Regions from separate parts of the Mus musculus genome. Here regions 1, 2, 3, 5, 6 and 7 are each linked to region 4. The links are chromatin loops, found by intact Hi-C in ENCODE. Cell type or tissue: heart. All regions are shown on one strand. Links, peaks and the distances in the headings refer to the core of each region. The heading gives the core; the rest is flanking DNA.

Region 1 (4,442 bases), core at 180-4,179, 360 kb after region 4:
CTGTTACACAGCAAAACCCTCACAAAAAACAAAACAAAACAAAACAAAAAACTCCCAAAAGACCCCAAAACCCAAACTGAAAGAAAAGAACATAAAAGAAAAGAAAAAAAGAAAGAAAGGAAGGTAGGAAGAGAGAAAGAAAAAAAATGAATACCCATGGGTCAATTAAGGCATACCAGTTGGTGAGGCTGGAGAGTGAATTAAGAGCTCTTTCTTGTTGCTCTTGCAGAGGACCGGGTTCAATTCCCAGCCCCTATATAGCAGCTCATAGCTGGCTATATCTTCAGCCCTAAGGGGATCCCACAGCCTCTTTTGACTTTTTCAGGCAAAACATGTATACATTTAAAATAATATAAAACAAAACTGGGGTTGGGGGTGGATCTCAGTCGTAGAGCACTGTGGGATGGCTGAGGTCCGGGATCAGCCTTCAGTCACACACACCCAAGCACCGCTCCCCCTCAACCTAACGTTTTAGAACAGCTAGGTAGTGGTACATGCCCTGCTTCCGCACCCTTAACACCGTTTCGTTCCGTACTCCGTACCTAACCGTGGCATCAGCTGCTTTCACCGTCGCCCTGGTTATAAGTTGCTACTGTGGCAGCCCCCGGAGATGGAGTTGTCGCTTGGTTGGTAGGATATGCGTAGCGCTGGAATGCCTGGGTTCCGCCCCTAGCATAAATCCCTAAAGGTGGCACAGACTTGTAATCCCAGTATTGAGGATCATCCTGTGCTACACAGTGAGCTCTAGGCCAGCGTAGGCTATGCGAGACCAGTCTCCAAAACAACCAAACCACACAGAGAAATGACAACGACAACCAAACAGCTTTGAAGAATTATATATATAACTTTTCCTTTGATAGATCCTGCTCTTGGACACTGGTAACTTTGGCAGCAGAACGGAAAGGGATTGTGTCCCATTTTATAGGTGGAGGGATGGAAAGGGGGCAGTTAAAATCTGCTCGCTTCCCACTGGATTTCAGGCCAGAATGGATCAGCAAGGTCCTGAGAACTCAGTGGTGGGGACCAAGTCGGATTCAGACTAATATCACAGAACGTTGGACATGGCTCAGATTGTAAGAGTGCTTGCAAGCAAGGTTGACCATCTAGTGTGATCCACCTGAAGGTTGCCACAACACACTAAAAAACCCAAACAAACAAAAAACAAAAAAACAAAACCACCCAAATATAAACAAACGAAAATCGCAAACTCCCATCGGAACGTTCATTGGTGTCCAGATCCCGGGAAGGGAAACGGTTGCAGGTCATTTCTGGTGCTCAGGGATTGCCTTCCGGACGCCGCTGAGACTTGGAAGAATCTTAAAGGGAAGACGGGAGCTGACACCATTTGCACGGAACTTTGGGGCGCGCTCGGAGGAGACAGGTGGGAGAGGGGTGGATGTCAGTGGGTTGTGGGCTGGCCAATGTCTTGTCTGCTCTCAGAGCTTCTGAGGTTTGTAGTCACTTATTTCTAGGATCAAAGATGAATTTCACGTAAACACCCCTTTTAGCTGACACGCCTAAAAATGCTGAGGCAGGGGGATGGTCTGAAGCTAGAGAATATCCTGGATTAGCAACGTTGGCGCGGGTCTAGGACACAGACGCAAAATCTGCAGCAACTAGAGAGGCACGAGAGTCTCGGAGGCCGGAAGTTCTGGCAGTCCCCGTCGTTTCTTTTATGAAGTAGCGCTATGCCTTATGGGAGTTGTAGTCCAAGAGTGAGCCACACTTACGGGTTGGAGGAGTCTGCACGGTGTTGGACGCCACCTAGAGGTGCTGAGTCTTTCTGCATCTTAAAATCAAAGAGCTTTCAAGTCTATTAATAATTTTTTTTATGTGCGTTTTACTTATACTTTTTTTTTTTTTTTGGTTTTTCGAGACAAGGTTTCTCTGTATAGCCCTGGCTGTCCTGTTACTTATACTTTGAGATACTGTGGTCAATGGTTTGTTGTTTTGAGGCAGGATCTTCTAGCTCCAGGCCTGCATGGAACTTGCTGCAGTCCTCCTGTCTCAGCTTCACAAAAGCAAGGATTGTAGGTAGGTATGAGCAAGCCACAACACCTAGCTTTAGCGTTAGGGTTTGTTTTCTATATCTACCTCTCAGGGGCCTGCAAGATGGCTCAGCTTGTAAAGGCACTTGCCACCATACCTGAGTTTGATCTCTGGGACCCAGAAGAAGAAGGAAAAGAAGAAGGAGGAGGAGGAGGAGGAAGAGAAGGAGGAAGAGGAGAGGGGAAGGGGGAGGGGGGAAGAGGAGGAGGAGAAGGAGAAGGAAACTTTCATAGGCCCGTTCTCTGACCTCCACATTTGTATACCCATCCAAATAAATGATAAAAATATAACAAAATGGATCTATACCTCCAGAAAAGCATAAGTGCAGGTGCACATAGCTATGTAAAATAGGTGTTCAGAGAAGCCAGAGAGTTTTGAGTGTCTTCCTGTATGGATATCCGTCATTTATTTAATTTTGAGATAGGGTATCATTTTATAGCTTGGGCTAGCCTGGTATTCCGTATCCAGACCAGGATGGCCTCGAACTCAGAGATCTCCCAGTCCTCTGCCTCCCCAGTGCTAGTATTAAAGTATGGGCCACCTAGCTTCTTCTCATATTTTGAGATAGCCTCACGATGAGATGAACTTGGAGTGCACGGCTTTGGCTAGGCTGGCAAGCCATCAAGCTCCAGGGATCTGCCTGTCTCAGTACTGAGGTTAGAGACAGTTAATGGCATGGGCAATGTTATCACAGACTCTAGAATCACCAGAAAGATGTGTCTTTGGGCATGGGGGATTATCTTAATTAAATTAATTGAGGTGGGAAAACCTACCTGCCTGCTTGCTGTGGTAGCTAACACCTTGGGAGGACCCCGGACTGAATAAATGGAGAACAGGAGCTAAGAAGTACCATGTGTGGGCTGGAGAGATGGCTCAGAGGTTAGGTGTACCAACTGCTCTCCCAAAGGACCCAGGTTCAATTCCCAACACCCACATGGCGGATCAAAATTGTCCGTAACTCCAAGATCTGACACCTTCGCACAACATCCATGCAGGCGAAACACCAATGCACATAAAATAAAAAATGAATAAATTAAAAGGTTTATTTAAAAAAAATACAAATTGACAGAGATCCACCTGCCTCTGCCTCTTGAAAGCTGGGGTTAAAGGCATGCACCACCATGCCATGTATATAAATATATAATATATAAAAGTTATATATAAATTATATGTAACATAACATATATTTATAATATATATTAGCTCTCCTGTATCCTAGGCTGTTCTCAAACCTGGGATAAGATTAGATAATAGGTTTGTACCATCATACTTGGATGCTTAATCTGTTTATATTTAATTTGTATCAGTTTTTGATTTTGTTTTTTAATTTTTGAGACAGGTTTCTCTGTGTAGCCCTGGCTGTCCTGTAACTCACTTTGTAGACCAGGCTGGCCTCAAACTCAGAAATCCACCTGTCTCTGCCTCCCAAGAATTTGTATCAGTTTTAATTATGTGGCAGTGTGTGTGTACACCTTAGTGCAGATGTCCTTGGAAGCCGGGAGGTGTCGGATCTCCTGGAGCTGGAATTAGCGAGGTGCTGGGCACTGGAAACTGAACTGAAGCTCTCTGGAAGTGCAGCAAGTGCTTCTCACCGCTAGCCATCTCTTCAGTCCCTGATTTCTGAATCAATGATCTCAGGGTGCCACATGCCTTTAATCCCAGCACTTGGGAAGCAGAGGCAGGAGGGTTTCTGAGTTCGAGGCCAGCCTGGTCTACAGAGTGAGTTCTACAGAGAGTAGCCAGGGCTACACCCCGTCTCGAAGAAACCAAAACCAAAAACAGAATTAATGATCTCTTCTCAGTCTCCTCTCCTTGTCCCTTCCCACTTCCCCTGTTCTCCCTCCCCGTCCCCCTCCCCTCTCTCCTCCCCTTCTCTCCCCTCTCTCCCTTCCCTTCTCCTCCCTTCCCCTCTTCCCCTCCCCTTCCCTTTCTCCTTTCCCTAGGGCCTGGCTGGTGGCAGTCAAAAATGCTGGCCACCGGGCTACATCTACAACCGCCCCAAATTACATGCTATTTTAGACACTTGGAAAAGTATCTTTCTAATTGACCAAATCTTAAAAACTTGCTTCACATTTTCTTCTGTCTCTTAAAAAAATAGGTTAAAAAAAAAACTATCCAAGTAACAGAGGTACAATAAATTAGTAACAGTTTTACACTAAATTGTCAAAACTGACTTCCGATTAGCTAATAGGAAAAAAAAAAATCACCATGTCAATACTCAAACTCCACCGAGGCACATAGGACCTCACAGAGACTGTGAGAGCACACACAGGCCTGTCCGTGTTCAAGCCAGATGAGGTCCCAGCACTGAGAGGGGAAGTAGAGATGGCCTCCCATCCCTAACCAACAAGCCATCTTCAGTTGATATCATCAAGGAAAAAGTAGTTCTCTGT
Region 2 (4,442 bases), core at 246-4,245, 89 kb after region 4:
GGCTACAGAACCAGATTGTCTCCAAAATAAAACAAAATGTGCATGTATCTCAGCCTTAAATTATTTATTGTCAGAGGACATTCGGCAATTTTAATTTCTCTGTTCACTCGTGCGTTCAAATCTTCTAGCAAACCGGGCTTTAAAGGCGGACAGCCGTTTCTTTATGCCTCAGCATTAACTGCACAGTCCCCAGAGATTTGAAGCAGGAGTTCCTTGTCTATTTCTTGCAACTTTGAGGCTATTGCTCTTGAGAGTCTGAAGTGGCTAATACTTCCATATTAAAAGGCAGCGTGTTTGCAGTTCCCTAACGTCAAGGATGCTAACTAACATAATTAGGCAGAAATCAGAGGCGAACATGTTTTTAACTAATATGCAATTTTTTTGCACTGTACAGATTTTTTTTAAAAAATGCATGATATTAGCAATTTTTAAAGCATACTGATAAGCCCTGCGTCGTCAAGTTTGTAGGATGCTTCTTCGGGCATTAACCGTCCGAAACACTAATCCACTTCAAACAGGAAAAGGCAACTTTGTGGTGGAAAGTGTACTCCCACAAATTCGGCTAGAGCCCAGGTGAGGTACCCCACTAGTAAGGTACATTGACTCTCAACTCAGTCACCCAAATATTTCACCTCCGGGTTACCTAAGGGCTCTGGAAGGACTTTTACAAGGTCAGTTATGAGTGAATTTGTCTATGCTTTTGGTTTCTCGAGCAGCTTTGAGTTTATCACCAATTAATAACATTATTGGGACAGGGTGAGGGGTTTCTTACAGGAGCAGAAATGACTCAAAGACTGAAGCATCACCAACGCCTACCCCAGCGTGGGTGACAGCTCACAAACGGTGGGAACCGGGAGCAACCGCACAGCCTGCCGGCCACTCGTCAGGTTGGGAAGCTCCTTTCTAGGTGCCTCAGTTGGTCTAAACCTCATCCACAAGGCTGGTCTGCTCTTCAAAGCTTGGCTTGTCTGAGAGCCACTCTCAGAAGTCTGTACTGTTGAAGGAGGGGACTAGTAAACCTGATGCGTTTCAGGCCCTCTCACCAAACGATAGCCTTCACCTGCTTTTGTGGTTAAAACAACCCATTCATAAGTAACCATTAATCTCAGTTGAGGGCTTCGACCCTGCCTTTCATCATAAAAGGCAGAGAGGGCCTTTATATTTATAATTAACCTTTATTAGCACTAAACCTGGGAAGATATCTACCCTCTTTGCTATTAGAATCTACTTTCCTATTGATAACCCCGTTATTACTATGTTTCATCTGGGCTGCTCTTTACTTCTATTGGCCAGACCTCCAGGCCATGCTTTCTTGACTCCTAACCCATGCATCTTTCTCCCCCCTCTTCCTCCTCCTCCTCTCTCTCCCTGCCTACCTGCAACTTCCTCTCGAGCCTCCAGTCCCACAGTTCCCTTCCACTGCCCAATCACAGGCTCTAGCCCTTTACTGACCAGTTAAATTAGGGAGAAGGTTCACACTGTATTACCTCTGTACTGATGGTGGGCTAGTGTGTATAGGCGGGACCACCTCTTGAAGAACCAGTCTTAGCATTAGAATATAAGCAGCCTCACACCAGGCCAACCCACTACACATTTGCAGGGCAAACTTGAATCATTTGAAGAGTCTGCAAAGAACCTGCCGATACAAAAGTCAGCCTGACTCCTAGGGGAACAAATCTCCATGAGAGGTTATCCAGAGCCCTGTCAGGGAACAGCCCGTTATGCATGAGATTGGGGTCACCACAGCTTGGGGTAGGGTGACAGGTCAGGGGTGCCAAGTGTCACACAACACACTGGACAGCCCTCTACAATGAATGATTACCCAGCAGTGGTGAGTCTTGGTGAAACCTTGATATAAAATATAACCGACTCGGGAGCACAAACTGGAGTTGAGGCTTGTTGTATTTTGAGTGAGACAGCACCCCCTAGTGTCAAATATAATATTTATCTTAGTTTTTGAACAAAAGACAAGATTTAAAAAGTACTTAGTGAGCTGCCATCCCCGATGAAGGGTATTTGTGGCCTATGCTTTACAGGAGTAGACAGAATGGAAATGGTGGTGATATGAATATATATATATATAATATATATAATATATGTGTGTGTATGTATGTATGTGTATATGTGTATATATATATATATATATATTCATACTTGAATATATATCCAAAGTTTAAATAGGAGTTAGAATACATAGGACTAGAGCCAGGCACAGTGGCAATAATATTACATATATCTATTTTAGAGGCATTCTCAGAATTTAGAAAGTGAGTTTTGACTATAAGGGATTTCATGACAAGTGCCACTATGAAAACAACGTATTACTACATTCTGTGTGAGACAAGTTGCCCCTAGGGCTGACAAGATGGCTCAGCATGTAAAGGGGTCTTGCTGCTAAGCCTGACAACCTGGGTTTGATCCCTGGGACCTTGGTGGTTGAAGGAGAGAACAGACTCCCTCAGGTTGTCATCTGACACACATGTGTGCTGTAGCATATCTTGCCCTATGTAAAAATAAAATTGCCTGTCATTGTGTACATGAAATGGGAAGCAGGGGCCAACGACTGCCGTGTCACTGCCTGGAATCTGTATTTCCTAAGGAGGTAAACTTCTATAGAAATCAAAACGGAAAACAGTGAGATTTTTGAGTGTGTTTAAAAGTGATGTGTGTCTGTGTGTGCATGCGTGCGTGCATGTGCATCTGTGTAGGAAGGTCAGAGGTCAACATGAGTGACAGTTTATTGCTTGCCACCTTTTTTTCTTGAGACAGGATCTCTCACTGAACCCAGAGCTCAATAACTGAGCCAGATTGTCTGGCTAGCAGGCTTCAGGGCCTTTCCTGTGTGTCTCTCCACAGACCTGGAATTACAGGTCTATACTGCCTCAATTTGCTTGTGTGTGTGTGTGTGTGTGTGTGTGTGTGTGTGTGTGTGTGTGTGAGATTTCTGGAGTATGGAACTCAGTCTTCATCCTTACACGGTAAGTACCTTACCAACTGAGCCATCTCCCTGGCCTGTTTTTATTTATTTATTTATTTATTTATGTATTTATTTATTTATTTGTAAAACCCTTTTTAAAAACTGGGTTGGGGGAGGGTATGGGGGACTTTTGGGATAGCATTGGAAATGTAAATGAGGAAAATACCTAATAAAAATATTAAAAAAAAAAAAAAACTGGGTCGTCCTTTGTATTCCTGACTGACCTGGAATTCACTGCATAGATCAAGCTGTCCTAGAACTCTCAGGGACGCCCCCTGCCTCTGCCTCTCGAGTGCTGGCATTATAGGTATGTGCCACTCTTCCTGGTTGGTTTTAATTTTTTGAAATGGGGTCTCATGTAGCCCAGGCTGGTTTCAAACTCACTGTGAAGTAGAAGCTGATTTTGTACTCTTAAACCTCCTGCCTCAACTTCCCAAGCGCTAGAGTTATGAACATGTACCACAAACCTGGCTTGACAAGATTTTGTTATGAAAAAAAATAGGATGAAGAACACTGGAAACCTCCATTTTCCAAAGACCAGATCTTTGACTCAAGAAGCAGTATTGCAGATGCCTTAAATACACGTTATCTCTCTGTTAATCACGTTGTGAGCTCTGGAGGGCAGAGCCTGTGTCTTACTTATTTGGGGTGGGTGGGTACCATAGGGTATGTGTGCAGGTTAGAGGACAACTTGCAGAAGTTCACCTTTCACCAAGAGAATGGTGGGTTCCTATGGGTTCCAGGACTCAAAAGTCAGGCTCCCAGACTTGGTGGCAAGCACCTTTTATCTGTTAAACCAATTCTCCTGCCCTTTCTCTCTCTTCCTTTCTTCCTTTTTTCCTTTCTTTCTGTTTGTTTTTGTTTTTCAAGACAGGGTTTCTCTGTGTAGCCCTGGCTGTCCTGGAACTCCCTCTGTAGACCAGACTGGCCTCGAACTCAGAAATCCGCCTGCCTCTGCCTCCCAAGTGCTGGGATTAAAGGCGTGTGCTACCACTGCCCGGCACTTTTTTTTTTAAAGATCTATCTATCTATCTATCTATCTATCTATCTATCTATCTATCTATCTATCTATCTATCTATCTATCTATCTATTTATTTATTATAAGTACACTGTAACTGTCTTCAGACACACCAGAAGAGGGCATCAGATCTCACTATGGATGGTTGTGAGCCACCATGGGATTTGAACTCAGGACCTTCTGAAGAGCAGTCAGTGCTCTTAACTGCTGACCCATCTCTTCAGCTCTCTTCTTCATATTTTCATGTCTCCCACAGTACCTAACATAGGATCTTACAGAGTAGACACACATGATTTTTTTTTTTTTTTGAGTAAATGAATTTATTTTTAAACTGGAAATCCTTGCCTTGAAGTAAAGAAAGTTTCACGCCTTTCTAAGCAATTACTATCTCCAGCTAAAACCACTTGAGAAGGATGCCAGTTGAGGGGGACCTGGCACAGAGAACA
Region 3 (4,442 bases), core at 163-4,162, 230 kb before region 4:
TGGAAGGCAGCGCCCCAGGCCGCGGCCACTGGGGCCCGCGGGTCGTCGCAGTCCCCGAGGTCCCCGGGCCGGTCTGAGAGAACCTCCAAGCGCTGGAAACGCTCGCCGCCGCCGCCCGGGGCCGGGTCTCAGCGGCGGGGCAGCGCGGGCCGGAGGACGCACGGCCTCCGGCCTGGCCCGGCCCAGTCGAAGGGGCGCAGGCCGCACCTGAGGGGCCTGGAGCCGCTGCGCTGGGGGCAGGGCGCGGCGCGTGGGGCCTACTCCGACCCGCACAAAAGGGACCGCGTCCCTCGCCCGCCGGCCCCGCGGCGTCCGCCATCACACACCCACCCGCCACCGCCACATCACTCGCTCCCTACCCCTCCGCTGACCGGCTGCCAACGAACGGAAGCAACCCGCCGCGGCCTCCCACCGCGCCACACCAAAACACTGACCAGACCTTCACCTGAGTCTGGCCCGGGTTAACCGAGAAGCCATTTCAAACCCGTCAAGCTCAGGCGCATGCGCAGACTGCTTTCCCCTCCAACCCCCCTGCCTACGCCGCACCGCCTCCCGGTTCCGAGAGGAACGGGCGCGTGCGCGAAAAAAGTTCGGCGTGCGCGCTCCCCGCGAGTGCGTTCACTGGGGAGCGAGAGCGAGCCTCAGCCGGGTTACCTTGACTTCGCTGAACAATGAGCTGGCTGTCGCTCGCCTGCTCTGAGGCCAACGCTGTCCTTCCCTGGGAGAGAGAGGGAGAGCGAGCGGCAGTCACGTGGTCCGGCCGGTGTCGCCGCCGCCATCTTGTGGTCCCTCTATTCTTGTTTGGAACATGTTTGGAAGAATAAGCCTGTAAGAACTTCGTTGTTAGCGGGCAGTGGTGGCGCACGCCTTTAATCCCAGCACTCGAGAGGCAGAGGCAGGCGGATTTCTGAGTTCGAGGCCAGCCTGGTCTACAGAGTGAGTTCCAAAACAGTCAGGGTTATACAGACATATCCTGTCTCGAAGAACAAAAAAAAAAAATTTTTTTTTGTTTACATTCTTTTCATTTTTAGAGGGTTTTGCCTCCATGATTTATGCGCACAGGTGTGGGCTTGGTGCCCCTGGAGCTGAGAAGACGACAGATCCCCCGAAACTAGAGTTCCTGACCGGTGTGAACCACCCCGTGGGTGCTGATAATCAATCCCAGGTCCTGAGAACAGAGATTAGTGCTTTTAACCGCAGTGCCATCTCCTCGGGATTAAGGCTGGAATGTGTAAAAGCGAACAACTGAGTGGATTTTAATACACTGAGTGCAGGCCATCATCACCCCTAGTATTTGAAGACCCTACTGAAAAGAAACAGCTGGAGGATTTGGGGGGCGAGAGGGAGTGGAAAGGTTGGGGGATGGGGGAAGTGCACACCTCTAATCCCAGCGCTCAAGAGGCAGAGGCAGACACAGCCAGGGCAACACAGATAAACCCTGTCTCAAAAAATGAAAGACAGAGCTATTATTAAGTCATTTTCTAATTTTGTCCTACACCTGCTGGTGACATCTAGTCAAATTCTCAACATGAAATAGCTTATGCTAGGAATCCCACATAAGATTAGCTGAGCCAAGCATGATCAGGTGGTGACCTGTAATCTAACACTTGGGAGGGAGGGGAAGGGAGGATCAGGAGTTCAAGGCCAGCCTGGACTGTGTAACACCTTATCTCATCAAACCCAATAGGATAAAATATATAGCTTTTTCTGTGGTTCCTTGTATTTTTTCCCTTAAATTTTATGAACACAGGATCACATAGGTACACGTTCTTTAATATTTTTCAAACCACAAGGGTCCTTTCTCCCACTTAAGTAAAACTTACAGAAGTTGGGTAAAATGTAACTCCTTTGTCCTTACTAATTCTGTCCTGACCTTCAAACTATTAGAATATAGTCATCACACTATAGTAATTTGTAAAAATTCAAAACAGCGTGTGCCAGGTGGCCCAGCAATAAGAGGGACAAAGTGAGAAAACTTAAATCTGAGATACCTTATCAAAAAAAGTTCTGGGGGCTGGAGAAATGGCTCAGCGGTTAAGAGCACTAACTGCTCTTCCAGAGGTCCTGAATTCAATTCCCAGCAACCACATGGTGGCTCACAACCATCGGTAATGGGATCTGATGCCCTCTTCTGGTGTGTCTGAAGACAGCTACAGTGTACTCATAATAAATAAATAAATAAATAAATACTTCTTTTTTTTTTTTTTTAAGTTCTGAAAGAAACCCCAGGCATATGTTTTTGATGTCTGTATTTTGGATTGACATGTCTCTATGACTTCTAGATTAGCTTGGTCTACATTGTAAGGCACAGGACAGCCAGGGCTACATAGTGAAAGAGTGTTTATAAAACACACAAAGCAGAGCAGTGGTGGTACATGCCTTTAATCTCAGCACTTGGGAGACAGAGGTAGGCAGATATTTAAGTTCAAGGCCAGCCTGGTCTACAGAGTGAGTTCCAGAATGGCCAGGGTGAAACAGAAAAATCCTGTCTCAAAAGACCAAAAACAAAAACAAAATAAATAAAACACACGAAACAGAGCTAGAGGGATGGTTCAGCAGTTAGGCCCACTTGATATTCTTTCCTAAACCTTGGAGCTCATCCCACCATCTACATTAGCCCCATACAACTAAACAGAACTCTGAGGCCCTCTCCCGGCCTCCTGGGATACTGCACACATGTGACACAGGCTCACACAAACATATACACAAATTCATACACATGAATAAAAATGAAATTTAAGGGCAAACACTCAGAAGTTAAGAGTACTGTGAGGGGGCTGGTGAGATGGCTCAGTGGGTAAGAGCACCCGACTGCTCTTCCGAAGGTCCAGAGTTCAAATCCCAGCAACCACATGGTGGCTCACAACCATCCGTAGTAACAAGATCTGACTCCCTCTTCTGGAGTGTCTGAAGACAGCTACAGTGTACTTCCATATAATAAATAAATAAATAAATGAATAAATAAATAAGTAAAAAAAAAGAAAAGAGTACTGTGAGGTCTTCCAGAGGATGTGACTTCTAATCACAACACCTACAGGGTGGCTAAAAACTTCAGTAACCCTGTTCTACAGGGTATAGTTGCTTTCTTCTGGTCTCTATGGTTGTCGATTGGTGTGGGTTATGCACACACATACACGCAATAGAAACATCGTTATTCACATAAAACTTCTGAAAAATAGAAAATAAAATATTTTCTAAAGTGAATAAAAAGTCAGACATGGAGACTGCTATATCACCCTCAATTCTAGCACGAGGGAAACAGAAGCCGACTGATCTCTGTGAGTTCGAGGCTAGCATGGTGAACACAGTCAGTGCCAGGAGAGGCAGAGCTACGAAAAGAGGCACTGACTCCAGAATTTCTGTTTTGTTGTCAGGGTTTCTCTGTGTAGCCCTGGCTGTCCTGGAACTTACTCTGTAACCAGGCTTGCCTCCAACTCAGAAATCCACCTGCCTCTGCCAGAATTTCTGTTTTTATGTTTACAATATAAACAAACATACCACCCTTTCCCTTATTTCCTCAGCTGACCTTTGTTTGTTTGTTTGTTTGGTTGGTTGGTTTTGGTTTTTGGTTTTTCAAGACAGGGTTTCTCTGTGTAGCCCTTTGTGTCCTGTAGCTCACTTTGTAGACCAGGCTGGCCTTGAACTCAGAAATCCGCCTGCCTCTGCCTCCCGAGTGCTGGGATTAAAGGGGTGTGCCACCACATGCGGCTCAGCTGACCTTTTCACTTTTACTTTTAAGCTTCTATGAACAATCCTGAGGGAAACCAGATTGTCAGCTTCAAGTTTTCTCTTTTATTTATGAATTGCTTTTAACTGGGCTGGAGAGATGGCTCAGTTGCAGACTGATGTCTCTGCCAGAGGTCCTGAGTTCAATTCCCAGCAACCACATGGTAGCTCACAACCATCTGTAATGGGATCGGATGCCCTCTTCTGGTGTGTCCGAAGAGTGTGACCATGTACATGCATACATTAAAATAAATAAATAAATAAATAAAAATTTTTTTTTAATGAAAGAATTGCTTTTAGCAAAAGATGATTTGACAAAAAAAATTTCTCCTAGTCTTCCACCCCACTCTCTTTCCCCTCTTGGCAGAATATAAGTTGTCTTCTACAGGAGCTGAGCAAACACCCTTATCAGATAATAGACTGCACACAAAGATACTAGACAAAGATATTTTTGGCCATGATTGCCTTTGTTTTATTTTTGGAGACAAAATCCTATTAATAGTTCTGGCATGCCTGATACTTGACTTATAGACAAAGCTAGCTTCAGGCTTGTGACAATCCTGCCTCTGGCTCCAAGTTCTGAGATTGCAGCTACAAGCCACCAGACCCAGCTGTACACACAAATGAAACTTCATTAGTTATCCCCATACTGTCATTAGAGACTGGTAACTATTTTTGTTTGTCATGATATTTTATTACAGAGAGGGAGAGAGACA
Region 4 (4,442 bases), core at 225-4,224:
CACAAAAAAACCAAAAACCCTCCTTTTTCTAGGTGGTAATCTGTTTCTTGGAGATTTTTTTTTTTCGTTTTGAGACGGATTCTTGCTCTATAGCCCTGGAACTCACAAAATACGATTGGGCGTTTTATCCAGCTTTTGTTTTAAATATTGGAATGTACGTTAACAGTTTTCCCATTACTCATGAGCAAGTTAACTTTCAGGCCCAAATGTGCTTTTTTTTTTTTTTCCTTTTTAACCCATTTTCAATGAAAATTAATGACAGTTCCAATTTAAGGACCCAAAACGCGTCAACTAGGTACGCGATTCGGCTTCCAATTTAAGGACCCAAAACGCGTCAACTAGGTACGCGATTCGGCTTCCACTTTAAGAGACCTATTTCGGCTTCAAAACACCACAGTTCGATACAAGTTTTAAACATGCTCAGCCATCAAATGAAACGAAATGCACTGGGCTTTCGGCCTTAATTACAAAACGACACAAAACACAACTCCTGGAGAGTTAACTACCCCAAACACAACTTAACTCTCCACCCTTGCCTAAACGCAGCACCTTCGCAGTTCACCTGGCCCGGACCTGTTTGAAACACACCCACTTTGCACTATTCCTATTAGAAAAGCCATGCACTTCTCTTCCAAAATGAAAAGTCTTGGTCGACACCTAAGAGGGGGACATGGGGTAGGTGGGTGGTAATTCTTTGGAGATGCGCAACGGACTCTCTCCGCAGTTCCAAATAGGGACTAAAAGGTCGGCTAAGCGTCCTTTGCCTCCTCCCGGAGATTTTCCGTTTGCCCAGCTCGCCCTAGAGACCCGGGAGATAGGGGACAGTCCGCCTCCGGCCCCCGGCCAAGGCCATCGCAACCGAGCGGCGGAATTACAAAGGAGGACCGCGGCCGCCTTTGTCCTGCATCTGGCATCGGAGCGCCCTCGTCGTCACTGGCTTCTCCTTCCCCCGCCCCCAGCTCCCCCTGTCTCAACCCTGGAGTCTGCGTCAGCAGCCCCTCGCAGCCCCGCCGGCCCCAGGTAGTCCCTTCGAGAGCACCGGAGGCCCCGGTGGGTGGCCGGGCCCGCCGAGCGCCATTTCCACCCGGAGCGCGTCCCGCTTTCCCGGCTCGCTGAGCTCCCCACCCTCATCCCTACCGGAGAGCTCGGATCTCCCGCCCGCACTCTCTCCTGCCGGACACTTTCCCGTAAGCCGGAGGCGACAAAGTAGCCCGAGCGGGGGAAAGGCGGGAAGGCGACCCGACCGCTACCGGCCCCCAAGATGGCGGCAGCCGAGCGGCGGGGGAGAGCGAGCGAGCGGCCACTCCGCGTTCCCTCACCCGCTCCCGGGCTCTTCGTCCTTCTCCCGACTCCGCTGTCGGCACCGCCGGCCCAACCTACCCCCCCTTCTACTTCAGATACCCTGTGGGGCGTAAGCAACGCCTACACCGACGCTCGCGCGGGTCTGGTCGCGGGCAGGGACGCCTGGCTCGCCCGCTGCTGAGCGCTCGCCACAACGGTTCGGCTCCCTCGCTCCCCTCAACCGTCTCCCGCCGCGCCAACCGCTCTAGGAGCTGCGCAGCCGAGCGACTGCCGAGGGGGGATGGGAGGGGGGCGAGAGAGAGGGAGGGGGCAGGGCCGACTGCCCAGGCCCACCCCCTCTCTGCCGCGCTGCTCTCGCGATACTTGAGTGACAGCGTGGTCTCCCAGGGGGCGGGGCGCAGCGCACCTGCGCACTCGGGACCTGCCCGGTTGCCACCGTGGTGGGCGTGGAGTCGCAGCGAGTGGGCTGTGGCGGACTCCGTTGGCTCCCGCCGACCGACCAACCCTCTGAACCCCGGAGCTCACGTTTGTCCCTCCCCACGGGCCTCTGAGGAGCCGTGGTCACGCGGTTTGCTAAGTTTCTTATCTGCTCCACTGGGAATAGATCCCACAAAGGCCCCCGCGCGGAAGGAGCCACGTGGTTTCTGTCACCCCGCCCCCCAACCCGGGGACGGCTTTGCTGGTCCACCATATTTGCATTATGCAATCAGAAAAAAAGATGAATGTTGCGCCTGCGAAGATACAAAGCGTCTAAACCCAGCAGGATTCCCGTCCTAGCCTGGGGCATCCCCTTTGTTCCCCTGCGTAGGCAGCCTTGGCGCCTTGATTGGTTTCCTACCTGCCAGGTTCGGTTTTTCTCTCCATTAAACCCGGGTGACGGGTCTGTGGTTCACGGCAATAGACTTTATCTAAGTAAGAGTTTGGTATTCCTAAAAATTGTGCTCGCAGGAGACACCTAAAAAAACCGCATGTGGAGGTTCTGTCGTGCTACCAAGATTGCTCCCGACCCGTTTATGGCTTTTTTAAAGTTGTAACACAAATTGCACATGGAAAGGCTGTGGGAAGGTGGAGGGCCACCCTGGTGTTGAGAGACTTGGGAGAGCAAAGCTAATTAAGGTGGGTACGGACAGCAGAGGGCGAAAAGAGGCCGGGCTGGACAGACTAAGGCTGTGAACGTGGATGGGGCTGGGTTGGAATCACCCTTCAGTGTGCATCCAAAGATTTCTTTGTGCTACAAACACTGGGAAGTCCATGTGGAGTGGAGTAGTGGCAGTGTGGAAGGTTGGATTTGATTTACTATGAATTTTTATTTATGTTTATACTAGAGCCAAGAGGCCAATGACTTTCTTGTATGGAAACTTGTATTTCACGGCTTTAATTCATCTTCAAACCTACTTGAAAGTCTTTAGTACTCTACTGATTTTATAGCCCAAAATATCCTTCAGAGAAGGGGGGGGGGGCGCAGTGTGCTTATACTTACAGACAGGAAAATCAAAGTATGTTCTAGAAGCCGTCATAGCTCAGGTTTATTAAGTACTTCCTGAAATGGCATGGTAAGCAGTTCCTTGTCTTTGTTCTTGGGTAGCCAAGGATGTCCTTGAACTCCTGACCCTCTGTGTCTCCATAGCCTTACAAAGTGGTATTTCACAGATGCAGTCCCTAGTCCCACAAGAGTGAAAATAATTACACTTGATAACACTAAACTCTTTTATGTGGTGACAAGTTAGTGGCTTACTGGCCAGACACTTGCTGAAGCTTGGTTATTTTATTGTTACTTTAATCCCCTAAAGTTACCCCACCCCCTCCTTTTAATAGCTGGGGGTTGATTTAGAGCCCAAAGTATGTTCTCTTTTTTAAAAAAGTAACTGGTTTAGCTGGGTAGTGGTGCACACCTTTAATCCCAGCACTCGGGAGGCAGAGGCAGTTGGATCTCTTTGTTGGAGGCCAGCCTGGTCTTCAGAGTGAGTTCCTGGACAGCCAGGGCTACACTGAGAAACACTGCCTCTGGGCGGTGGGGTGGAGGGGGTAACAAACCTAAAGGGAACTGGCTTATTAGCAGTACTCCAAGCTGAACTCTTAGGATGAAACCTTCCCAGGGCCTTTCTTCTATTGGGTTTTAATTACATGGCTCCTTTACCTTTCACTCTTTCAACATGATTGGGTAGGTGGAATTCTGTAATCCCTTTTCCTCTTCCCCTGGAATTCAGTCTGCTTACAGCATGAATGAATTTGGCATTCTTTGCACACACTTTGTGTGGTTATCGGCCACAATCCTCAATTCGTTTTGATGGCTCTAATGTATGACTTTTCAACCAATGCTGACATTTCTTTGGAGGCGTGTCTCTGTCATTTCTTTGGAGGCGTGTCTCTGTCATTTCTTTGTGGTGAGTGCCGGTTACCACTATGAAGATTTAGGTCTTCAAATTAGTACTCCAGGCCTTTTGCCCTTTTGTTACAGCAAGTAGGGAAGTTTTCATTTAAAGAGGCATTTGACCATGGTAAAGGTAATTTGTATTAGCTTCTTAGTTTACTAATTTTCCTTAAAAAAAAAAAAAAAAAAAAAAAAAAAAAGAACCTGCTCCTTCCTCACCCAGTTGAATCCTGTTGTAAAGCTTGGTGTGATTGGACCCTGCTGTTCCGGGGATGCCTACAGAATTGTTTCCAGATTGATCTCTAAGGAATTGTTTCCATGGAGACGGTTACAACTCGGGGCTCCCAGCTGCTTTTTTCACCTCCCCTCTCTTTTTTCCTTGCCCCCTCTCCTTTCCCCACTTCCTCCCCCCCTCTCTCTTTCATGTGCTCTCCTGTTAGAATAGAGGTCAGAGGGACCCTGAAGTCCATCTTTGTTATAGTGTATAAAGAGAAAAGATGAAGCAGGAGAAGGAAATGGAAATGCCCACAGCTCCTGGAGGAAAACAATCCGAGGCTCAGTCACCCTGCGTCACTCCATCAGAATAAAGGGAGTAGGAAAATTCCATGCAGGACCTTCGGGGAAATGAAAGAAATTGAGAGTGCATTCTCTTGGGGGCAGACAGAGCACATTAGCTAAAAAGTAGTCTACCGTCGGTGTTCATAGATCCCTAATGATACTGCAGATCATTCTGCCTGCATGAAAACAAGCCAAGAACAAAACAGTCCAC
Region 5 (4,000 bases), core at 1-4,000, 160 kb before region 4:
CGGTCTATGATTAGTTCTATACATAATCTGTCTCTTGCATGGGCATTTAAACTTACAGTGTGCATGTGAGCACACCTGTAAACATACCTATCCATTTATGAGCCATTAACAACAGCAAGACTAAATAAAATAGCTTCCTTATGGTTTTAAGACTGGGTATCAAGTAACCCAGGCTAGCCTCAAACTCATTATGTAGCTGAGGCTAGCCCTGAATGCCTAATCCTTCAGCTTCTACCTCCAAAGTGGTAGGATTACAGGCAATATAGGGATTTAAGTCAATGATGGTCTACAGTTGGGAGGTATAAAAGGTATAAAACATAAATTGGTTCATGTATCCTACAAACAATCCCTACCTGATTTGCTCAGGCCTCATGAAAATGCATGCCAACCTGGTCACACTCATTCCACAGAGCCTACAACTCTGCTGACTCTGTGGTCAATTTCTAGTAAGCACTTCTTCTTTGATGACTAAATATTCTTGCCCTTGCTGTGTGCACACAGGAAACAGAAACCTCAAGGTGGTCAGTGAAACCAGCAAGCAAGGCAATGCCTGGCTCTCAGTGCCAGCATTTAAAAGTCACACAACGGGGGTAGCAAATGAAGTCGGCATCTGCCACAGTTCAGCACGCTGGAGGGCTACAACTTTATTTGCAAACACCAAGCTACAATTACACTTAAACCCCTTTACATTAAACACACGGAACAATTCTGTAGACACGTGGTTCTGCTGCTTAATATTCCCTCCATGCTGAAAACAATTGCTAACACCTAGAGTATCTGCAGTGTAGAGCTTGAGATCTGAAAGCTGTGAGCGGTGGGCGAGGCTAAGGCTAGCCTTGAACTTCTAGTGAGGCCATAGGCTTTTAAATTAACTCTTCCATACCATAACAAAACTGCAAACAGATCCCAAGCTAGCAAGCAAATCAGATTGCCGTTGAACCCTCAGCATGCAATCTATACGAAGTACGTAAAACACGCTGATTCCTTAAATCTATGGCAACCAAAATTAACTATAGCATAGTGAGCACTTCACATCAAGCCATTAGCATTTAACTGTAAGGTCTCAATGCATTTGAAGTTGAACTAAAACCTGTAAGGTCATTCCCTCCTCCCCCATTCCCGGGAAAATAATATATCAGGTTTTACAATATAGTATTTTCTAGGTGTTTAAAAAATTTTTTTTAAATCACAATGAATCATAGCTGTCAACTTCTCTACCATGGGACTAATGTGCCACAGATGCAGGTGGCACAAAGGGGGCTGGAGAGGAGAAGGGATTATTCAACACTTTGCATATAAACTTTTCCTTCTCTGCAACATTTATAAGCTGCAAATGAAGGATGCTAATGTGGACCATAAGGGGGAGGGGAGGAGGGCAACTCTGGCTGAGTGAAAATTCATGTAAGCCCTGACAACCTGGGAGAATCCAAATCCCCTATACTGTAAATTCACCCTCAGATGACAGAAAAATACTCTATACTGTATAAAATGGAAAAACACAAATAGCATTTAATCAAGAGCTGATTACCTTTAAAACTTTGGGCTTCTTTTCCCTCTGGGGCCTCTTGTTTTCTTTTGTAACCTAAAATTAAAAAAAAAAAAAAAAGTAAAATTGAAATGTGAGCCTCCATTTATATACATATATAATAATAATAACTATTATTATTATTATTATTATTATTATATAGATCAGCTGCCACCCTTCTCCCCCTCCCGCCCGCCAAAAATTTTGCTACTTCTCTGTAAAAAACTACTTATATCATTTAATACCATCAACATGTTGGTCAGTCAGACCCTGAAGAGCTTATGCAAAATGTATACTTTAAAAGTCACTGGAAAGAAAAACAGCCAACAACCTTGCATAAATAAAGATGGAGGGAAATGCCCCCTTTCCCCCTAAAAGTCTGTCTTAATTAGCTTCTGCATTCTTCACGGCGAAGCCCACGAGGTAGCCATCTTGCCTGCTTCTGCAGAGGAAGCCTCCACAGAGAGCAGCTCTGCAAACTGCTTTTGGTATCATTATCATGGTGTTTCAAGGCAGCCCTGGCCTGCCAGCACTGTAGACGTGCTGGGCATGCCTTTTGCAAAAACAGCCCCACAAAGAGTGCAGCCAATGGCAAGGCAGAGCTTAGAGACTCCAAAGTGATCTTCGCAGCCTAGCACTATCCCAGACAAAGGATCTCCTGTGAGGCTGGGCTCTCACCACAGGACACAGGCAGCCACAAGCTGCGACATGGAGTTCTCTGCAGAGGATCTGGTCGCCGCCACCGAAATCACAGGAGGCTTCTGCAAAAGACAATGTTCTCAAATCCCCCAGGTCGCCACCATCGGATCGATGGAGGAGTCTCCCTTAGCAGGAACCTCTGGGTGGCACCAGGGCAGGTCGGCGCAGGGAGGGGCGCGCTACTCTGTATCACCGGGCAGGAGATAGCCCCTGAGCCAAAGGGGGCATCGGGGCTCACAGCAACCCTGGAAGGTATTGTGCATTTTGACTTTATAAGGCAAGGCTAAATATTGGCGATATTGAAGGCAGGGAGGTTAAGTAAGGACAGCGCAGGCTCAGCTGTTGGGCTGCGTGTCTCATTCCTGGGAACCACACCTCGGTGCAGCCGGCGCTTGGCCTAAAAACAGCGATTTGATTTCTGTCAATAAATGTCCAACGATAAAGTCGGACTGAAAAATGACAATCAGCCACTTAGAAGCGAAAAAGGACAGGATGTGGACAGGAGAGGGGGTGGAGTTTTCAGAATACACTCATACATACACTCTCTCGGTGACTACAGATATGGAAGACTGTATATGTATGTAAGCTGTTGATGACCTTCAGTGCCCAGAGAAACCGGCCTTACCAGAAGGCAGACTCCAACCTGAATCTGGGGGGGGGGGGGTCCTGTCTCCTCTCCTCCCAAGATCATCACCTGCAGCCAAGCCTCTCTTCTCAAGCCTCCGACTGGGTTCCCAGGTTGAGGCTTCTTGCACACCGGCTTAGTGGTCAACCAGCCACTTCCCCAGGAGCTGAACCCGAGCCCGGGATTGAACATCCGAGCCCGCTCACTAGCTCCATCACTTACACACACACACACACACACACACACACACACACACACACACCTGAACTGCACCCATACTCAGTGAGTGGTAGACTTAGGGAGCTGGCACCACATGACACCTGCCAGACTCCAGGAAAGGCAGGACCAAGAGCAGCCTTCCTCCTGTTAGCTCCCTTGCAGTCTGCTGTAACAGCGGCAAAGGCTCTAGTGGCCGAGGACCAGAGTAGCTGTGGCAAGCAGGGCTGGCCCAAGGTCACTGCCAAAAAGCTGTACAGAGACTGATCACAGCCCCATCACAGTCACCTTGACAGCTGCACAATTCTCAGGAAGCAAGCCCCAGCTCCTGCCTCCTGGGGCCAAAGTTTCTGCAGTACATTTGCAGGATTGGCAGGATTGCCTGGCTGCGAGGCCAGAAATGGGTTTTCCACTGGCAGTTGGATTCAGAACAGATTCCCACAACCAGAACTCAGAATAGAGCGAGGGCCGGAAGGCCTGTGTTCCATCACCCTCCCGTCTGAGGCTTGTAGGCTGCCACGAAGGCCCGCTTTCATGTCCAGCATTTGTTTCCCCGTTAATTTCGTTATTTACTAGTACTTCCACTTGCACCTAGGTACTCTTCTTGCACGCTAAGCAAGTGCTCTACTAATGAACTACATAATCCCCTGTTCCCAGATTTCTCTTTACACCATCCTCCAGACTGCCCTGCCCTGTACAAATTTTTAACTAATTCACAGATGAGCGCAGGGGACAGATGGGACAGGACAGGAGTACTGAAGCTAGGCAGGTGAGAGTTGACTAACTACTACTCTGGAGGCTGAGGCAGGAGAATCAGGTAGAGTGAGACCCTGCCTTCAAATGACCACACAACAAACAAAACCATGTCCATGCTTGCGATTGCAGCACCCAAGGGAGACTCGGGCAGGGGGACCGCAATGAGTGCAAGGCCAGCC
Region 6 (4,442 bases), core at 282-4,281, 310 kb after region 4:
TCCCCAGCATTTAGACACAAGATCAGAAATTCAAGGCTAATATGTGCTGGCTGGCTACCCAGCCAATGAGTTCAAGCCAGTCTAGGCTATACGTGTTCCTGTCTCAACAAGCAAGCAGACGAACGACAACAACCACAACAAAACAAGCAAGCAAAACCCCCAAAGGCTGTACACAGAAAGCAAAAACAATGTACAGAAGAAAAGAGGTGAGGACCTAACCTCAGGCACTGACAAACGGACATGGTACATACAGCACACCTATAATCCCAGCACTCTGGACTGCTGGTAAAGTCAGGATATCAATGTCATCCTTACATCCTAGACTCCACAAGTTTAAAGCCATCATAGGATAGATGAAAATGTCAAAAAAAAAAAAAAAAAAAATCAAGAAAAGAGAGAAGGAAGAGTAAGTCAAAAAGAGCTTTGGTTGTGATGTACTCCAGAGGCTGGGCAGAGACTGCAGAGTAGCTTAACTAGCTTGGGCTATAAAATATCTTGTCTCAAAAAGGAAGGACGGACAGAAGGACGGAAGGAATGAAGGAAGTTTGCAATTGTTTCAAAGATGCACATGCCTGAAGCATACCTATCCGCGGCCGCGGAGTCCAGTCACTAGAGCTGGCGTGTGACGTTCTGTCATCGTCATCACTTTCACAGGAATGAAAGCCATTAGTGAGGAGTCCATCGGTCAACAGGAGGTTGTCTGTCAAAGAGATCAAAAGGCTGCGGCTCAGACAATCCCCAGCTGGGCCCTGCGGTCCACACCTGCAATCCCAGGTACTTTGAGGCCCGTTTGGCCTGTATGGTGAGACACACACAGGTTCTTGAGACAAAAACAAAAAACCAGAAAGGCACAGAAGCACACACATCTGTAACTCCAGCACCTGGAAGGCACAGACATTGGAAACCAGCCTGACATATATAAAATAGTGAGTTCCGGACCAGCCTGGGCTAAACAGGGACCCTACCTCAAAAAATCCAAAATGAAGACACACACACACACACACAAATAAAATCTGTGTAGCCCTACAAAAGCAGCTCAGGGTTCCATGCCCAGGACAAAGAAATACAACTTCATGAAATGCATCAAATAGAAATTACTTCTAAATATCACTGAGATAAAAATCAATCCCTGGCTGTGTTCTCACTGCCCCAACCAGAGAAAGTCTCTTTCCGTAGCCCTTTCAAGTAGCAATCTACCTGCTTCAGCCACTGGGTGTTAGTAAATGTATGATTTAAAGAACACGAAGCATACTTTATGCGACTTGTTTCCCCTTTAATACCTGACATCAAGGGTCATTTCCTATTTCAGTCCCTAACACGTTTTGTTGTTTTTTAATTCATGGCACCATTATACGAGCCACAAACATCTACAAGGGCACTGACAGACTCTGATAAATTCTGTACAAAGCTTTTCAGGAAGACGATAAGTGGCATTATTACAAAAACAAAACAAAAAAGTAACCCAAACGTTTGGCGTCAATAGGGCAAAACCAAGCAGGTTTGTTTCAGGTTTGTTAATCTAAAAATGTTGCGAGCATGATTTTGAAAGGAAAAGAAAACTTACGAAAGTACAGTACAACTATAACTCCTCTATATCGAAGTGATAAATGCAATCGCAGAAAAGCAACATTTTTAGGAATAGCCATTTCCTTACATTTTTTAGACTGTGTCTCAAGAAATAGCTTTGGTGTATTAAAATTTCTAACTTCAAAAAAAGACATAGGTCTATCCAAAAAAGAAAAAAAAAAAAAAAAGCAACACAGGTGTCAGTTTGCAAAACGAAATCGCATGTCGATCCACGGGACAGCCCCAAAGTCGCAAAGCAAAGTGTGCAGTGAGGAAAACTATAACTTCACTAAAGGCGCATCGGGAGGGAAACCAAACCGAGGGAGGGAAAACTTCACTCTAACGCCAAACTGCGAGAACCGCGGTCCCGGCGACTGCGCGCAGCAGCGCAAGGCGGCCCAGGCGAGCGGCGAGTCCGCGCGCGGCTCCGCAGCAGGGCCGGCGAGCTCGGCGGCGCGCGGCCGAGCCAGGGCCGAGCTGCGCCGCTGCCGCCGCCGCCGCCGCGGAGCCCGCGGAGCTCTCGGGGCCCTGGGCAACCTGGGACCGGGTCACAGGCGGGGACGCGGAGGGACGCGGCTGCGCGGCAGCGCGCGCGGACTCACCTCGGTAGCCGATCGCTGCCGCCGCCGCTGCCGCCGCCGCCTCGTCCTCCTCCTCGCCCTCGTCGTCGTCGAAGTCGTCAGCCGCCCTCGGCTCCCGCCGCAGGCCGGACCCATTGTCTCCGTCCCCGGCCACGGCCGTCGCCGGGGCCTCCCGCTCCGCGCTCGCCGCCGCCCCTGCCGCCTCCCGCCACAGCGCCGCCGGGGCCGCGGCGCTCGCCGCCTCACACCCCGCGGCCGCCGGCGCCACTGCTGCGCTCGGCTCGCCCGGGCTGCGCCCGAGGCCAGGCCCGTCTCGGCGGGGCCTCTTGCGGAGCGGCTCGTCCGCCGGCTGCGACGCGGCCTCCATGGCGGCCGCCGCGGAAGGGGAGCCGGCGGCCTGAAGGGCGAGCGCCACCTCGTCCGCCATCTTCCAACTGCCTCTCTGGCCCTCCGCCCTCGCCTCCTCTGCTCCGCTCGACGCGCGGCACTGGCGCCCCCGCGGCTCGGCTGCGGGAGATTTAAACCCCGTCACGTGACCCGCCCCTCCCCGCCCCCGCGCCTCTCCCGCCACCCACGCGGGCCGGACCACAACACGCCGGGTCACGTGGCCGGGCGCCGCCCGCGGCCTGGGCCCTTCCCGGCCCCACCCAGGGCGGCTCGGCTCCCCTCAGCGGCCTCTGGCGCCTCCCGCCCGCCCGACCCGTTCGCTCGCTCGCTCGCTCGCTCGCTTGCTCGTCCGGGATCGCCGCGGTGGTTCAAGTTTGCGATGGCGCCGCCACTTCCCACCTGGGCCTCACGCGTGCACCTTGCCTGCCTGCGCCTCTTCGCCTCAAGTCGGCTTTTACCTCAGGGGCTCTGGAGAGCCCAACCTGGCCGACGCCGGCCTTCCTGAGGAGAACTCCTCCACCTGCCTTGCCCTTGCTCTGTGACAGCTCTTCCTCAGGTTACCCCTGTGGTCTCTCCTCAGGAAGTTTGCGCTCTCTCCCAATCTCCCTTCTCAAGTGCAATGGAATGCCCAAGCCAGCCCTCGGGGCCTGTTGCCCTCCTGGAAAGATCTGGCGATTGAGGACCCGCCCTATCTGCTCTCTGGACCCACCAGGTCCTCTGTACCTCGCTTTAGTCTTTGGTAAAATTCATCTCTTGGGGCAGCAAGAGAGAGGACAGAAGGGAGAGTGGTTGGTTCTCCACAAACTTCTGTGTTAAGAGTCAGATTGGGCCTGGGCTCTTGTGACTTGGGCGATTGACTGAACCTTTTCTAAGCCCAGTTTTTAATCATCTCTAAAATGACAGGGCCAGGACCGAAAGAGACTGTAGCTCAGTTGTAAAGTCACGCTTGCCAGACAACCCCGAAGCCCTAGAGAGAGGGAGGAAGGAGGGTAAGTTGAAGGTAATCTCCAACTACTTAGGAAGTTCAAAAAAGGCCTGGAATACATAAGACCTCGTCTCAAAAACGAAATTTAAAACGATAGACCATGAGAAATCAGCTAGTCAGGTTTAAAGTAAATGACATTAGTTTTAAAATCCTAGGCAGTTGATGGTGGCACAGGCCTTTAATCCCAGCAAGCTGGAGGAGACAGGAGGAGGTTCACTAGGACAGCCAAGGCTACACAAAGAAACCCTGTCTCGAAAAAATAATCTTACTTCTAGAATTGTAGAAATGGCTCTGTAGTTAACAGCACTTGTTGCTCCTGCAGAGGCCCTAGGTTTGACTCCCATCATCCACATGACAGCTCATACCTTCAGATCTGACACCTGCTTTTGGTAAACACAGACATGTATGGAGCCAAAAGACCCAAACACATAAAAATCCTCTTTGTTGTTGTTTTATGAGTTAGGGTTTCTCTGTGTAGCCCTGGCTGTCCAGGAACTCTGTAGATCAGGCTGTCCTTGAACTCAGAGGCCACCTGCCTCTGCTTCTTGAACTGCTGGGATTAAAGATGTACACCAGCAAGCCCAGCATAAAAATACATATTTAAATAATTTTTTAAATAATCCTTAGTTCCTTCACAACTCTAAGCCCCTTCACTTTCTAGTTACCATGAAATTCTGAGCACCTGTATCCATTTGGATCATTAGGGCTCAATTGCACATGGTTCAATTACAGTGGGGTTTCCCCAGATTTTAGAGTTAGAGGCAGCAGGATCAGAAAATTAAATCCATTTGCACTAGGTAATAAATTTGATCCCACCCTATCTCAAAAACAAAACACTAGCCACACGTGGCAGCACACACCTTTTACAACAGGACTCAGGAGCCTGGCATGATGGGACAGACCTTTACTCCCTGCACTTGAGG
Region 7 (4,442 bases), core at 167-4,166, 220 kb after region 4:
AGGCAGAGGCAGGCGGATTTCTGAGTTCGAGGCCAGCCTGGTCTGCAAAATGAGTTCCAGGACAGCCAGAGCTATACAGAAAAACCCTGTCTCGAAAAACCACAAACAAACAAACAAACAAACCCAAAACAAACAAACAAACAACCAGGCTCTAGTATGGTTGGTATAAGCCAGGTGCTATGGCCTACACCTGCAATCTTAACCATTCTGAAGGGAGGGTCCACAAGTTTGAAGACAGCCAAACTTAGCTTTAGTGCCATGCTTAGCTGGCTAAAGCACCCAGTAAAGCCATAACGCTGTGTAAAACTAACTACTATACAGTTTCAAAACTGCGTTTCAAGGTCTCTTTTTTTTAAAATGAGGCTGTCATTTTATTTACACCTATCCTCTGCTGGAAAGGTCTTGAGCTTCCTTCACTCTAAGCTAGCAGTACAGTTGTTTAGCATGGGACTACCCCCCGCCCCTCCCCACTTCTTCACGATTGACACACACTCAGAGATTGATAGCTACGGAGTTTCCTCCTAAGGATAAAGAGAGCATGGAACCTCTGTTTAAAAGGTTAAAATGTCAGCAAGCTACTCCATGCTCTTGGTCTTGGCGGCTTACCGAGCAAATCTTTTTCTTGTTCCAACAAATTGTCCTCCATTCATTCACTGGGTCCTTTTTTGAGACCACAACACACACAGATTTAGTATCAAGATGATGTTAAAATTGGCCTGTGAAATCTGGATTTCGTTTTCATGAAGCAGGAACTGTAGCTGTAAGCCCTGTTTTTCTCTGAGTGAAAGAGTTTGGGTAATTTAACCTCGTATCTTCCAAGAAGTTAGCTGAAAACGTGAGCCAACACTGTTCCGGAACCTGAAGCAAAGATGTTGACATTCAGTAAGATTAGACTAAGCCATTGCTCCATTGCTAGCAATATATCTTACATGTTCAAATTAGGTTCAGATGAGTTTAAGGGTTTAAAATGAGTCATCATCGGCTTTTCTAACCGTATTTGTGATGGTTTCGTCTGCTACTTCAAAACCAAAATTAGGAAAGGTAGAATAAAATTATGAAAAGGCTAAAACCCTCCAAGCAGAAAGACAAACCAAAATGAAATTTTCACTTGTCAACGCCGAAGCATTGTTAAAAACACACGGACAAGAACAAAAAAAAAAAAGAAGAAGAAGAAGAAGAGGAAGAAAGAAAATACATTTGACAGCTTCTAGCCCTAGCCGGCTGCATTAGCGTCTTAGAGCAGGGAACCGCAACACTGCGCAGGCTCCTGGATCAGACGAACCCTGGGAGGTCTCCCGCGCAGGCGCACGAATGGGGAAGTGGGCGGGGTCGCGCATGCTCCCCGGCTCACTTCCGGCCAGCCCCTCCCCTCCCCCCTCCCCCGCGAAACCACCGCCCCTCTCCCTTGTCGCCTGGCTCTCCCTCGTCGCCAGCCTCTCCCTCAGCTCTCTCCACCCCTCGTGGTCTCCGCCCTGCTCACCGCCAGCCCTTCCCCTCCCGCTCCATCCGGGTCGCTGACGGCTTGTCTCTCGGTCCGGAGAGTGCTGGCGGCAGCGTTTCTCGGAGGAGCCTGGGAAAGTTTCACGGGCGAGCCGGGCAGCAGAGGCAGCGGAGCTGCGGTCGGGGACGTCGGAGGAGCCGTGGTAATCGCCGCGGCCGGCTGAAGGAGGAAGGTCTTGGGAGCTGGAGAGCCGCCCAGAGGTCCAGGGAGCGTCCGTCCTCCATCGCTTAGGGCTCTCCCTGCCCTGAGAGACCCGGTGAGTCGTTGCCCCCCGTGGGTTCGGGGTAGTGTGACGGAGGCGAGCTCCGCTGGGGCCTTGGGGAAGGGCGCCAGCGTCCTCAACGTTTTCCGGGGCCGGAGTGGTGCACCGCCCTCGGGGAAAGGGTCTCCCTGGGGCCGAGGCCGTGGGGCTGAGCCCGGTGGGGTGAACCCTCTCCCCGGCTCGCCCATAGGTAGCTGCGGGAGTTTGGCTGGCCGGCCCGTGAGGCTGGGTGTGTGCAGACCATTCCTCTGCCCCGGGCCGCGGGAGCTGATCGTGAGGTGCATGGTCAGAGAAAGAGGAAACCAAACTGCCTTGCGTTCTCCTACCTGTTGCTGGCGAGAGAACGTCTTTCCCATACTGGTTCTGACTTTTTGGAGGAAAAAAAAAAGGGTACCCAAACGAAGCGCATTGAAATCGGAGCTATGTTCCTGTCTGATGCTAGCCTTGAAAACACAGAGAGAGAGATAGGGAAAGACAATGCAGAACTCTCTGGAACTTTCGAGTTTTGGTGTCCCAAACTTTTTCTGATAGGAGTGGAGTGAGACAGCTTCGGCACTTTCTAAATAAACATAAATGCAAGAAAATTATGTTTTGAAACCTCAGATTCAGCGAAAGGAATTTAGGTGATTTTGGACAGCAAGGATAAGACTGACTTCTATTAATGCTTCTTAATGCACCATGCTTTTTAAAGAAATGTAAAGGGTTTTTTTTTTTTTTTTAATGTTAATGGAGGATTCCCTCACTTGTTTGTGCACCATGCGTGCCCGTAGTGCAGGAAGCCAGTAGAGGGCGTAGGATTGATTCCCTGGGAGGAGTTACACACAGAGAGCAGCCATGTGGGTGCTGGGAATTGAATCAGGATCCTTTAAAAGAGACATCTCTCAGCCCCTTAATGTATGTCTTTCAAGCGCAGAAGTTATATAGATTTTCCTATCAAAAGTTAACCCTGCCTCCAACCTGGTCTTGTTTGGAAAAAAAACTCAGCAGTCCTGTGATTGTTTTTCATCTTTAAGTAATTTTCCTAGAGGTATGTATTATAATCACATTGATTTGGTTTTAAAATTAAATTAGTAGAGTGAGTTCTCGACCTTAGCATTTTGACTTATAAAATGGAGTCGATTGTTTGAAATTACGACTTGATAATTTCTAATTTTGTACATAGCTTATTAGTACAAATAATGAGAATAGTCTACTTTAAATTGTTATTTTTTTTCTAAAGTTCCATTATTGTTTTTATTTATGTTACAGATAAGAACTTCCATTTTCTGTTGATGTGGAGGTAGGTATCAGATTGTTCTGTGGGGGACTGGAAGATTATGTTTCTGCAGTTGGCTGGATACTTGCTTGTTTGGGCATTGGACACATGCCTTATTTACTGTTCTCATTAAATGTATGTAAACACGAAAACCTAATTTCATTAGAGTACTTATATAGCAGAGTTAAAGCCAGTTACTGTTTTAAGTTTTGCAAAGAATAGTAGAAGGTGATGTCATTTCCTAAACATTTGTATATGGCCCTTTAAAACTGAGAGAACTGACTGTCACCCCAAGCATATTATAAGTATTAAACAAGTGCAGTCCTCATTTTAGCTTAACACTCGATGAGAGAGCAGCTTGCTTTGAGGTCTTACTAACTTTTGTTTTTCTCCTCAGACATAGGGTACCTCCCAGTTTCCAGTGTTTCAGAAGGGACTTTTGTATTGAAACTGGAAGACCAAGGTCATTCCAAGCATGTTGTGCTGGGGCAATGCATCCTATGGACAACTAGGTTTGGGAGGAATTGATGAAGAAATTGTACTAGAGCCCAGGAGAAGTGACTTTTTCGTGAACAAAAAGGTCCGAGATGTAGGCTGTGGACTCAGGCACACTGTGTTTGTCCTGGATGATGGGACTGTGTACACATGTGGATGTAATGATCTAGGACAGCTAGGTCATGAAAAGTCCAGAAAGAAACCAGGTACGGGACATTTCTCTATTTCTAATAATTGATCATTTATTTCACTCTTGAAATGGTGTTTTGTATGACCTCTGTAAATCCTAAACTTACAGGCTTTTTCAAGATTTAAAAGCAAAGTAAAAGTGAAACATACTCTTGACCTTCCTGTGCTGCTTAAGAAGTACATTGTGTGTGTGTGTGTGTGTGTGTGTGTGTGTGGTGTGGGGGGGGGTGTGGGTGTGGGTGGGTGGGTGGGTGGGTGTGGGTGGGTGGGTGTGTGTGTGTGGTTGTTTGTTTGTTTTTATTTATTACTACTACTAGTGGTTGAAAACAGTAACAAAAAACCCTAGACTTCAGTGTTTGTTTTCTTTTATATAGACTATAAAGTTATCAAAATCTTTAATAAGTTCAGCTACCTTGAACAGATTTTGAATTCCTAATTTGTTCTCTGTGATGATTCTGTACTCATGGGGGGATGGTAAAAGCTTTTTATTTTCATTTACTTGTGTAAATTATAATTCTTCCATTTTATTCCCCATTTTACTTTAGGTATGTAATGTTTTGTTGCTTAGTTAGAAGTACTGTTTAATCCCCTAGTTGCTGCTTCCACGTTTTCAGTGCTAGCTTTTAAAGGGTTGTGAATGCCAGGTCTGACTATGGAGAGAGATCTAAGCACAATGTAAAATAATTTATCAGGTAATAAGCATTGGAAACATTTGGTCAGATTTCATGGTGTTTTTCTGG

What was found. A loop is a pair of places that touch in the nucleus more often than their neighbours do. Peaks named below come from ENCODE experiments on the same cell type or tissue, not always from the same donor. Only the 100,000 strongest peaks of a DNase experiment are listed, where the experiment ranks them.
Region 1: it touches region 4 in a loop (2.2-fold over the local background); 4 of 42 quality-filtered maps call a loop at or near these places.
Region 2: it touches region 4 in a loop (2.0-fold over the local background); 9 of 42 quality-filtered maps call a loop at or near these places.
Region 3: it touches region 4 in a loop (2.4-fold over the local background); 5 of 42 quality-filtered maps call a loop at or near these places.
Region 5: it touches region 4 in a loop (2.2-fold over the local background); 2 of 42 quality-filtered maps call a loop at or near these places.
Region 6: it touches region 4 in a loop (2.9-fold over the local background); 5 of 42 quality-filtered maps call a loop at or near these places.
Region 7: a loop joins it to region 4, with 4 times the contacts of the local background. A loop is called at or near these places in 8 of 42 quality-filtered maps.

Annotation. Positions count from the first base shown.
Region 1 is chr10:63,381,138-63,385,579 of GRCm38, forward strand. It overlaps a transcript of Dnajc12 not described here. Among named protein-coding and RNA genes, the nearest start is that of Dnajc12, 3.2 kb to the right of the region's middle. In heart, for the core only: a CTCF peak has its summit at 1,769 (motif pointing left); a DNase peak (open chromatin) is centred at 1,684; H3K4me3 peaks cover 1,595 bases; H3K27ac peaks cover 600 bases.
Region 2 is chr10:63,111,491-63,115,932 of GRCm38, forward strand. Mypn (myopalladin) reads right to left here. Exons shown (of 20, transcript NM_182992.2): 20 at 4,305-4,442. Among named protein-coding and RNA genes, the nearest start is that of Atoh7, 14 kb to the left of the region's middle. In heart, for the core only: a CTCF peak has its summit at 1,938 (motif pointing left); no DNase peak of the experiment used is centred there.
Region 3 is chr10:62,791,771-62,796,212 of GRCm38, forward strand. Ccar1 (cell division cycle and apoptosis regulator 1) reads right to left here and starts at 598. Exons shown (of 25, transcript NM_026201.3): 1 at 446-598. In heart, for the core only: CTCF peaks have their summits at 645, 851 and 2,105 (motif pointing left); DNase peaks (open chromatin) are centred at 611 and 1,481; H3K4me3 peaks cover 1,496 bases; H3K27ac peaks cover 1,616 bases.
Region 4 is chr10:63,022,319-63,026,760 of GRCm38, forward strand. Hnrnph3 (heterogeneous nuclear ribonucleoprotein H3) reads right to left here and starts at 1,531. Exons shown (of 10, transcript NM_001079824.1): 1 at 1,402-1,531. Pbld2 (phenazine biosynthesis-like protein domain containing 2) reads left to right here and starts at 2,194. Exons shown (of 10, transcript NM_026085.2): 1 at 2,194-2,418. In heart, for the core only: CTCF peaks have their summits at 860 and 2,429 (motif pointing right); DNase peaks (open chromatin) are centred at 953, 1,813, 2,413 and 3,273; H3K4me3 peaks cover 2,922 bases; H3K27ac peaks cover 3,041 bases.
Region 5 is chr10:62,863,280-62,867,279 of GRCm38, forward strand. It overlaps Tet1 (tet methylcytosine dioxygenase 1), which reads right to left. Exons shown (of 13, transcript NM_001253857.2): 3 at 1,529-1,582. It overlaps Gm51805 (a long non-coding RNA gene), which reads left to right and starts at 2,391. Exons shown (of 3, transcript XR_003949007.1): 1 at 2,391-2,476. In heart, for the core only: no CTCF peak of the experiment used is centred there; DNase peaks (open chromatin) are centred at 2,142 and 3,392; H3K4me3 peaks cover 3,356 bases; H3K27ac peaks cover 3,304 bases.
Region 6 is chr10:63,336,397-63,340,838 of GRCm38, forward strand. Sirt1 (sirtuin 1) reads right to left here and starts at 2,639. Exons shown (of 9, transcript NM_019812.3): 1 at 2,169-2,639; 2 at 584-700. The coding sequence starts at 2,574. RefSeq lists a promoter at 2,575-3,203. In heart, for the core only: a CTCF peak has its summit at 2,615; DNase peaks (open chromatin) are centred at 2,055 and 2,695; H3K4me3 peaks cover 3,184 bases; H3K27ac peaks cover 1,686 bases.
Region 7 is chr10:63,242,407-63,246,848 of GRCm38, forward strand. It overlaps Herc4 (hect domain and RLD 4), which reads left to right and starts at 1,391. Exons shown (of 25, transcript NM_026101.4): 1 at 1,391-1,757; 2 at 3,012-3,042; 3 at 3,416-3,719. The coding sequence starts at 3,494. 1700120B22Rik (RIKEN cDNA 1700120B22 gene) reads right to left here and starts at 1,747. Exons shown (of 2, transcript NR_166111.1): 1 at 1,481-1,747; 2 at 1-858. In heart, for the core only: a CTCF peak has its summit at 2,552 (motif pointing right); a DNase peak (open chromatin) is centred at 1,405; H3K4me3 peaks cover 2,563 bases; H3K27ac peaks cover 2,426 bases.